Regions from separate parts of the Homo sapiens genome. Here all the other regions are linked to region 3. A link is a loop called in an ENCODE intact Hi-C map of the cell type or tissue named here. Cell type or tissue: dorsolateral prefrontal cortex. All regions are shown on one strand.

Region 1 (2,500 bases), 580 kb after region 3:
CTTTATAGTGAAAGATTTTGAGAATTAGTAAATCCAGTACATGATTCCATAAAAGCTTATTAAAGTTAATAATTCTAATTTACTCCAAATGATTACTTTCAATATGATCTTTGGGGAGAAAAAGCCTTTAGTGAATTTTCTTGAGGGTGATAAATCACATCATTGCGATCTATATCACCTCCTTGAGAATCTCTCCCAGGCTGAAAATGTGATGGTAATCATGGGTGTTTTTAAGAACAAATCTAATTTTTATCAAGTGTTCTTTCCTCTACAAAAAAGGAAGGAGGAGAAAAAGCTTCCTTAAAACTGATTATTTTGATTCAATTTTAAGTTTCTAAAAAAGGTGATATTAAAGTATATGTATTCCTTCAGCATTACCTTAAAGGCTAGAAAAACGGGATAAATCTTCAGAAAAGTGTCAAAAGTGTCACAGTACATGTTCAAATTTAAACTTGAATCCTGGTTCATCTTTGACTTTTGTTGTGCATTTTTAATGCTTCTTTATTTTTGATACACAGAATGCAGTTGAACTTGATCTTTTAAAATTGAGACATGTAAGCTAATCAGCAAAAGACAGAAACAAAACTGCACATCTGTAATAATCAGATAGCAATTCTACTGCACAATTCATTGATTGTAAGGTATCCTGTAACAAGCAATGTTTGTCTCCTATTTTTTGATACCTCTTAAACTTATGTCTTTTAGAAAGACAGTGCCTCTGTATGCTTTTTGTATTTTTACTGAGTGTAAATATTTGTTATATTTTTGGTTAAGAGAATGTAAAAATACCATTTATTATTATCATATCTACTAATACATTGGTGGAATCAATAAAGAATCTACATTAATCTTCTCTGTACTTAATTATAAATGTATGGAACTGATGAAATAATTACAAACTTAGTCATTCGAGAGTGCCAGTCTGGGACCTGTGTTGGTGTGAAGGCCTTATTTTTTAACTATCCAGAAAAATTGGAGTGGTCCATTTGTTGTTGGTTATGTCAAATCTGTGAAACACCATAGCTATTGTTTAGGTTTAAAAAATTGTGTTTGATGGCATACCAAGTTAACAGTGGCTTAAACTCAATTGGGGCTTGTCTTTTTGTTATTGTTGTCTGTTTCTTTTTCTTCTTACAGTAGAAAAGTCTACAGACAAAACTGTCCGGGGCTGATACTGTAACTCCTCCACGATGCTGTCAAGGATGGCAAAAGTAGGGGTGAAAAGGATAGGCTTAGGTAAGGAAAAGGTGCAAATATGTGTCTCTTTCTACGCAAAGAGAACAAAACAGTAGTTTCCAGAAGCTCCACTTGCATGTTTGTACTTACATCCCATTAGTTAGACCTCTGTTGCATGACTGGTAGCTCCAAGGGTGCCTTGGAAATTATCTATTTTATCTGAGCAATTGATGTTCCTAACAAATTTAGGACTCTTCAGTGAAGAAGGAAAGAATAGATTTCAAATGGGCAGCCAGCTGGGTCTACGAAAGCATGCCTATTGCCCCCTCTTTTGGGCAGTATATGTAAATACAGCCACTTTTATGGGATTAGATCCCAGGACCCTGGCAAAGTAGAAGGAAATTCTACTTTAGCTCCTTTTTTAAAATCTCCTCACAGTTTTCCCTCGGTACCCAGAGAATGTTACTCCCATTATAGCTAAGACTTCTACCTTCTTCCAGTTCACCCCCTCTTCACCAGGTTTTCCCAGGCCATTCTGTCCCCCTGACCATCTCTCCACAGTCTCACTAGTTTCTTTATTTAGAAAATATATTTCTTCACCGGGCATGGTGGCTCACGCCTGTTATCCCAGCACTTTGGGAGGCCGAGGCAGGCGGATCACGAGGTCAGGAGTTCAGGACCAGCCTGGCCAACATGGTGAAACCCCGTTTCTACTAAAAATACAAAAACTAGCGGGGCATGGTGGCGGGGTCGTGTAATCCCAGCTACTTTGGAGGCTGAGGTAGGAGAATCTCTTGAACTCAGGAGGCGGAGGTTGCAGTGAGCCAAGACTGCACCATTGCACTCCAGCCTGGGCAGCGAGCAAAACTGTCTCAAAAAAAAAAAAAAAGAAAAGAAAAAATACACATATTTATATTTGTATCAGATGGCACTGGTGAAATGAAATTTTTTTTAAGTAGAAAATAAGTATAATTGAAAAACGGCTACCCCAAAATATCAAGCTCTAATCCCTGGAGAACTTGTAAATATTACTTTATTTGGAAAAAGGGTCTCTGCAGATGTAATTAAGCATTTTAGAGATGAGATTATGAGTGGGGCCTGAATGCCATCACAAGTGCCCTTGTAAGAGAAACAAAGGAAGATACCAGAAGAAGGCAACATGAAGATGGCAGAGAGGGATGTAGCCACAAGTCGAGTAATGTTGACAGCTTCCAGGAGCTAGAAGAGACAAGGAAGGTATTCTCTCCTAGAGCCTCTAGAGGAAATGGTGCCTTGCCAACATCTTGATTTTGGATTTCTGGCCTCCAAAATGGTGAGATGATGA
Region 2 (2,500 bases), 840 kb after region 3:
TTAGACAATATAGGCTAAATGTTGGTTGTTGGCTATAATAATAGCTATTATGGACATTCAAATAAATTTTTGAATGAATAACCCTGAGCAATTCTGTTTCTATTGGTGCTGTGACATTATGTACAAAAGTACATGAAGGCTGCTTGGTGGTTCCCATATTATTGACTAGACATAAACACTGCTTTTCTTCACCATATTATAGCAGGCTATTTCCTCATGTTTATGTTTCAGCCAGTGACAACTACAGATCCCAATTGGCCATGCTGATGTTAAACGTTAAAGGATGGCTGCCAATGAGAATTGTGCGCCGGGCAGGAACGTGCATCATGCTTGGGCGTGAGAAATGAATCTGAGACCAGGTAGGTACTCAGAGAGGTATAATCCGAGCACAGCCATCACATCCCAAGCTCATTCAGTGAGCTCAGGTCTCACCAGTCCCTGCTCTGTCTTGCTGTTACTTTTGACAAGTAACTTTGCTGGGGTTCGGTTTCCTTGGCTGCTAGACTTCTGTGCACCTTCTGTTTATCTGAATAAACTTTCACCTCATTGAACTGCTGTTGCTCAGGTCAGCCTTTGGCGTCTCCTATACTTCCCAGGGATATGAAATGGGTCCCTCAGACAAATACTCGGTCTGAAGATGAAACGAGGGCAGAACTCAAGTCGCAGATTTGTATCATGGATAAACACTGAGTACCAAGTTAGTACCAAGAAGTAGGAACCACACTGGTGCCTCCCGCTCTCCTCCGCACGTGCACAAACCCTCAACTGCCCCTAGGAGTTGGTCATCTGGCTTCTCTGGGGTAACAGCCACATCCTCCATAAAGGGTCAGGAGCCCCAGCCTCCAGAGACTCCAGACAGTTTTCTCAAGGACGCGAACATACCCTCCCCGACGGCATCGTACCCACCCCTTCCCGGGCCCTGTCACCTTGACTGCCCGTCCCATGGCTCTCCTCACCGCGGCCGCTACCTCCAGAGCAGTCGAGTAGCCCCGCCTCTCAGCAACCAATCAAAGACTGAACTGTTTCCAGCCCCCTGTAGTCGCGTTACTAATGCGCCACAACGAATCACTAGGCAGCATCTCCCTTTTAGCCCCGCCCTCCTCCAAAGGACGGAGGAGGCGTTTGCTAAACGGGCGTTTGCTAAAGGCGTTTGCTAAACGGATGGGAACTGGTAAAATCGCGAGGAGCCGCAGAGCCCAATTACTGGCCAGAAGAGAACGGAAATCACCTGGACGCCATGTTAGTTAGGGGCACAGTCACTTCCGGCGCAGGGATCGTCTGCTAGGCGGACTAGGTTTGTATATAGTGGATGGCGTCGGCACCCGCGTTTTGTTACCTCCTGTTTAGGGTATAGGATCGTCTGTAAAAGAACCTTTATTTTAACGTTTCCCAGTTGCGACTATCTCTTTGGAAATGTGCATAAATAAAAGCCAAGTCCTAACAGCTGCAGCGGGCATTGATTGGAACACTGACTCCTAAAAATTTTATGCGTATATTCTCTCATTTATTTCCATAGAAGGTGAGGTTAAATTACTCGCTGAAGTTCGCACATTTAGTAAATGGAGATCTGGGATGCAAATCCGCTATGCCTGACCGTAAAGCCTAGTTTTACCCTTTACATTTTGCCTATTCAGCTCTCTCTACTCCTTGGTTTTGCTGATAAAGAGGTCAGAAATGGGTAATTAATCAGCAGCATCATAATTAGAAACAATCATAAGTATTTAAGTGCGTTTCAACTTATGACCTTGCAAGCATCAAGAAAAAACTCTGTAGTCACGTTACTAACGCGCCACAACCTTTTCCTATTGTTCCTATTGCATAATTGTTCTCCTTCCCTACCCGTGTAGCCTTTCAGGTTAACTTTTAGGTAAAATTGACTTCTTATTAAAAATGAAAGATCTGGACCAATGGATTTCCAAGGCCCTTTTCTTTCTCTGTGATCTATGTTATTCTAAGGAATTATTGCAAGTCATTCTGAGAATAACAAGATAATCGATTTTTTAAAATTAAGATGCATTCGATTTGCAGAACATTTAACGTAATGAAGCGATTAAACCAAGTATACTGGATATTGTCTTTTATCTGAGAAACAATAAACTAGATGATCTTGGACCTTGCATTGTGTTTTCTGAATGCTGACGGTGATTTAAAAGATACCCCGTCCCCGCTCCCCCATTTTCAGTGTAGACTCATAGTGCAGCTTCCTGAAAATTCATAACTTATTGTGATGATTTCTTGCTAGCTACTGTCCTGAATTCAGTTAACCAAAGTCCCTCATCTGCTGATACTTTAAAACAGTTCTATAATGACAGAATCAGTTCAGTTCTGTGGCTCCTCTTTTCTTAAATAAATCTGCATGTCTCCTTTAACTGTTCCACATATGAGGTGGGCTCTTCACTATTCTAGTTGTTCTGGGAACATGGCCTGGTTTGTCTTGTCACCCCAAAATAATCAAAAGGCTAAGGATCCAGTTAAAAAGGTTTATTCAACTGTAAAGTGT
Region 3 (2,500 bases):
TTGCCTGCTGGAGAGGCCAGCAATGAGTCCTGGGCCAGCCCAGATCTCACCTGTGTGTTGAATACTAAACAAGGAGACAAGTAAAATAAGTCCAGCATGAGTCAGATGCTAGGTCTGGCTTGGGGAAGCATGCCCTCAGTGCCATAAACACCTAGAGGACAATGGGAGCAGAGGATCAGAGCTTCTGCCTGCCTGTACAGCACCTTTGTGCAAAGTAGGAAGAAGTCTCACTCTTGGTGGATAACTTTCTAAAAGGGCACACCTTCCTCTAGGCTAAGGCAGCCCCATGCCGCAGGGTCTAATCTGTTCAATCATATACCCAACCATCAGTGACATATGAGTGGGCTTCTGCAGCATTCAGGGGAATTTGTCAGAGATAGGGAGGCCAAGATCCAAGTGGAGGAAGCCAGACTAGCAGAGTTTGTGGAAGAACTGCAATGGGGGATGAGTCTTCAAGGTCTTGTGCCTGAGCAATGTGGGTTGTGGGAGAGGATTCTGGAGAAGGTTTTATTTGGATGGTAGAGGATCCCTCCATTTAGCTGCTGAGTCAAGAGGAAGAGAGTGGAGTCCAGGAGGGTAGTAGGAGGTCGTTATGATGTTATGGATAAGAATAGATGTGGTCCAAGGATGGCTTGAGTCATGGCTGGGCTCCAGTAAGGAGAAGAGATAAGCCCCCACCCCTGGCCTCTGCCTTAGGAGAAGTGGGGCTGGCCCTGGTGGGGCGAGACAAAGTTGCCCGTCTAAAGAATGGTTTGGCATGCTCCTGGCTATAGATGCCTAGGGCAAGCATAGACTTGCACACTTTGGCTTAGTTCAGGCCTGTGAGATCCTCCCCTTACCCCACTCTGGGCTCCCATTAGGACAGAGAACTGACTTGAGGTCTAGGGCCACCCCAGGGGTTTGGAGATTGCAGTTATGAATTGGGACAGATGGTAGAGCTCCAGGCAGAACAGGTGGCTCTGTGGCCAGCTGGGGACATGCCTCACAAAGAAAGCCTGAATTTGTACAAGGTGCACCAGCATGGAGCAGGATTTTGCCCGCAGCACCTTCTCACAGCTCTCCAGCCTATATGGTAAGAACATACTGACACCAGGGGGCAGCAGAACCCAGTCATTATGCTCTCCAGCTATTGTTCTGTCCCTTGTGGTTATAAGGATTCATGGGTTGACCTTCAGAAGGCTGAATTTGGCTCAGCTACAGCCCCAGATGGGACTCAGGACTGTCCCATACATGGGGTGAGTGATCATGAGGCTCTGGCTTGTTTATAAAAATGGGCAAAAGTTACAGGCTTTTGTATAACAGAAGCTACACTGTGTATCCAGCCAGCACTGGGCACATAGTAGGCACTCAAATACTCATTAAGTACTAGGTGTGTGTGGAGGGGTGTTTTTATGGGATTAACTATTGCAAACAGGCTGACTTGGCTGTTGTTTCACTGAGCACCTACCATGTGTCAAGCACCCTGTCTATGATTCTCCAAACTTTCCTTCCATCCTCCCACAACACTGTGTTGTGTTCTCCCCATTGCCTAGGTGAGGCCCTGAGACTCAGCGAGGTTCAGTGGTGAAGCAACTTGTAAGAGCTGTGAGTCAGGCCACATTCTCAGACTTTCAGTCCAGGAAGGGACCACCAGGCATGATCAGCCAGCCATGTTAGCTAAAATTATAATAACTTGTATTAGGCTTTCCTTAAAGGGGATCCAGGATTCTGACATGCAGAAAGGGAGTAGGAAAAGAAAAGGCATTCCAGGCCAAGGGACCTGTGTGAGGGAAGATTGGCAATAGGACTGAATGAAGTTGAAGGACCAATTCTGCTGGGCCAGTGAGGTTGCCAGAGGTGGGCTCTGCAGGCCTAGGATAACAGGCCAAACAGCATTGGCTTTATTCTGTGCAGCGGTTATGTCAAGGAGGTGTGGGTAGAACTGGGCATGTGGATGACCAAGGTGACACTATTCCTGTGCTCCAGAAGCCTCCTCCACAAGTCCATGGTCTCCTTGAGGGCAGGGCCAGGTGTCTCATGTCTATGTCCCCAACCCAGAGTTGGGCACACAGGGTACATAAGAGTTTATTGCATAAACTAAAGAATTCCCTGAGCGTAATTTATTTTAATAATGTGTTTTATAAGCTGTTTCCTTACCACAAGTCAATCAGTAAACAACAGATTTTGAGTGTGCTCCTGCTAGGATGCTAGGCTCTGTGCCCAGGTGGGGGATGATGCCAATATGTTAGAAGCAGTAGGGAAAAGCAGGTGTAAACTCCTTGCAGGCAGGGCCAGGTTACCCTTCACTGGAGAACCCTGTGTGCTGAGAACCAGTGCAGCCTGGAATAGAAGGAGGTGCTCCAGAAGTGTTTGTTGAATGAATGAATGAATCAACTAGTGAACCCACAGCTTCTGGGTGACCAGTTTTGTGGAAGAGAGTCTTCTCTGAGGGCTGCTGCTTCCTTAGAGCTCCAAGGTTCCAGTCACCTGACAGATTGGGAGCTTGGGCCACTCTGCCAAG

The links. Hi-C counts contacts between places; a loop is a spot of excess contacts. Peaks named below come from ENCODE experiments on the same cell type or tissue, not always from the same donor. Only the 100,000 strongest peaks of a DNase experiment are listed, where the experiment ranks them.
Region 1: a loop joins it to region 3, with 7 times the contacts of the local background. A loop is called at or near these places in 42 of 110 quality-filtered maps.
Region 2: it touches region 3 in a loop (4-fold over the local background); 2 of 110 quality-filtered maps call a loop at or near these places.

What each region holds. Positions count from the first base shown.
Region 1 is chr5:131,422,269-131,424,768 of GRCh38, reverse strand. It overlaps RAPGEF6 (Rap guanine nucleotide exchange factor 6), which reads left to right. Exons shown (of 28, transcript NM_016340.6): 28 at 1-848. LOC105379173 (a long non-coding RNA gene) reads left to right here and starts at 2,067. Exons shown (of 3, transcript XR_007058929.1): 1 at 2,067-2,500. In dorsolateral prefrontal cortex, a CTCF peak has its summit at 1,510; no DNase peak of the experiment used is centred here; H3K27ac peaks cover 225 bases.
Region 2 is chr5:131,169,465-131,171,964 of GRCh38, reverse strand. LYRM7 (LYR motif containing 7) reads right to left here and starts at 1,021. Exons shown (of 5, transcript NM_181705.4): 1 at 927-1,021. The coding sequence starts at 944. RefSeq lists a silencer at 198-247 and an enhancer at 1,158-1,347. In dorsolateral prefrontal cortex, CTCF peaks have their summits at 900 and 1,100; a DNase peak (open chromatin) is centred at 1,134; H3K4me3 peaks cover 2,057 bases; H3K27ac peaks cover 2,063 bases.
Region 3 is chr5:132,006,621-132,009,120 of GRCh38, reverse strand. The region is part of intron 1 of ACSL6 (acyl-CoA synthetase long chain family member 6); the gene reads left to right. It overlaps ACSL6-AS1 (ACSL6 antisense RNA 1), which reads right to left. Exons shown (of 2, transcript NR_183256.1): 2 at 2,085-2,500. Among named protein-coding and RNA genes, the nearest start is that of ACSL6, 3.8 kb to the left of the region's middle. RefSeq lists a silencer at 1,032-1,151. In dorsolateral prefrontal cortex, CTCF peaks have their summits at 908 and 1,107 (motif pointing right); a DNase peak (open chromatin) is centred at 1,100; H3K4me3 peaks cover 204 bases; H3K27ac peaks cover 2,500 bases.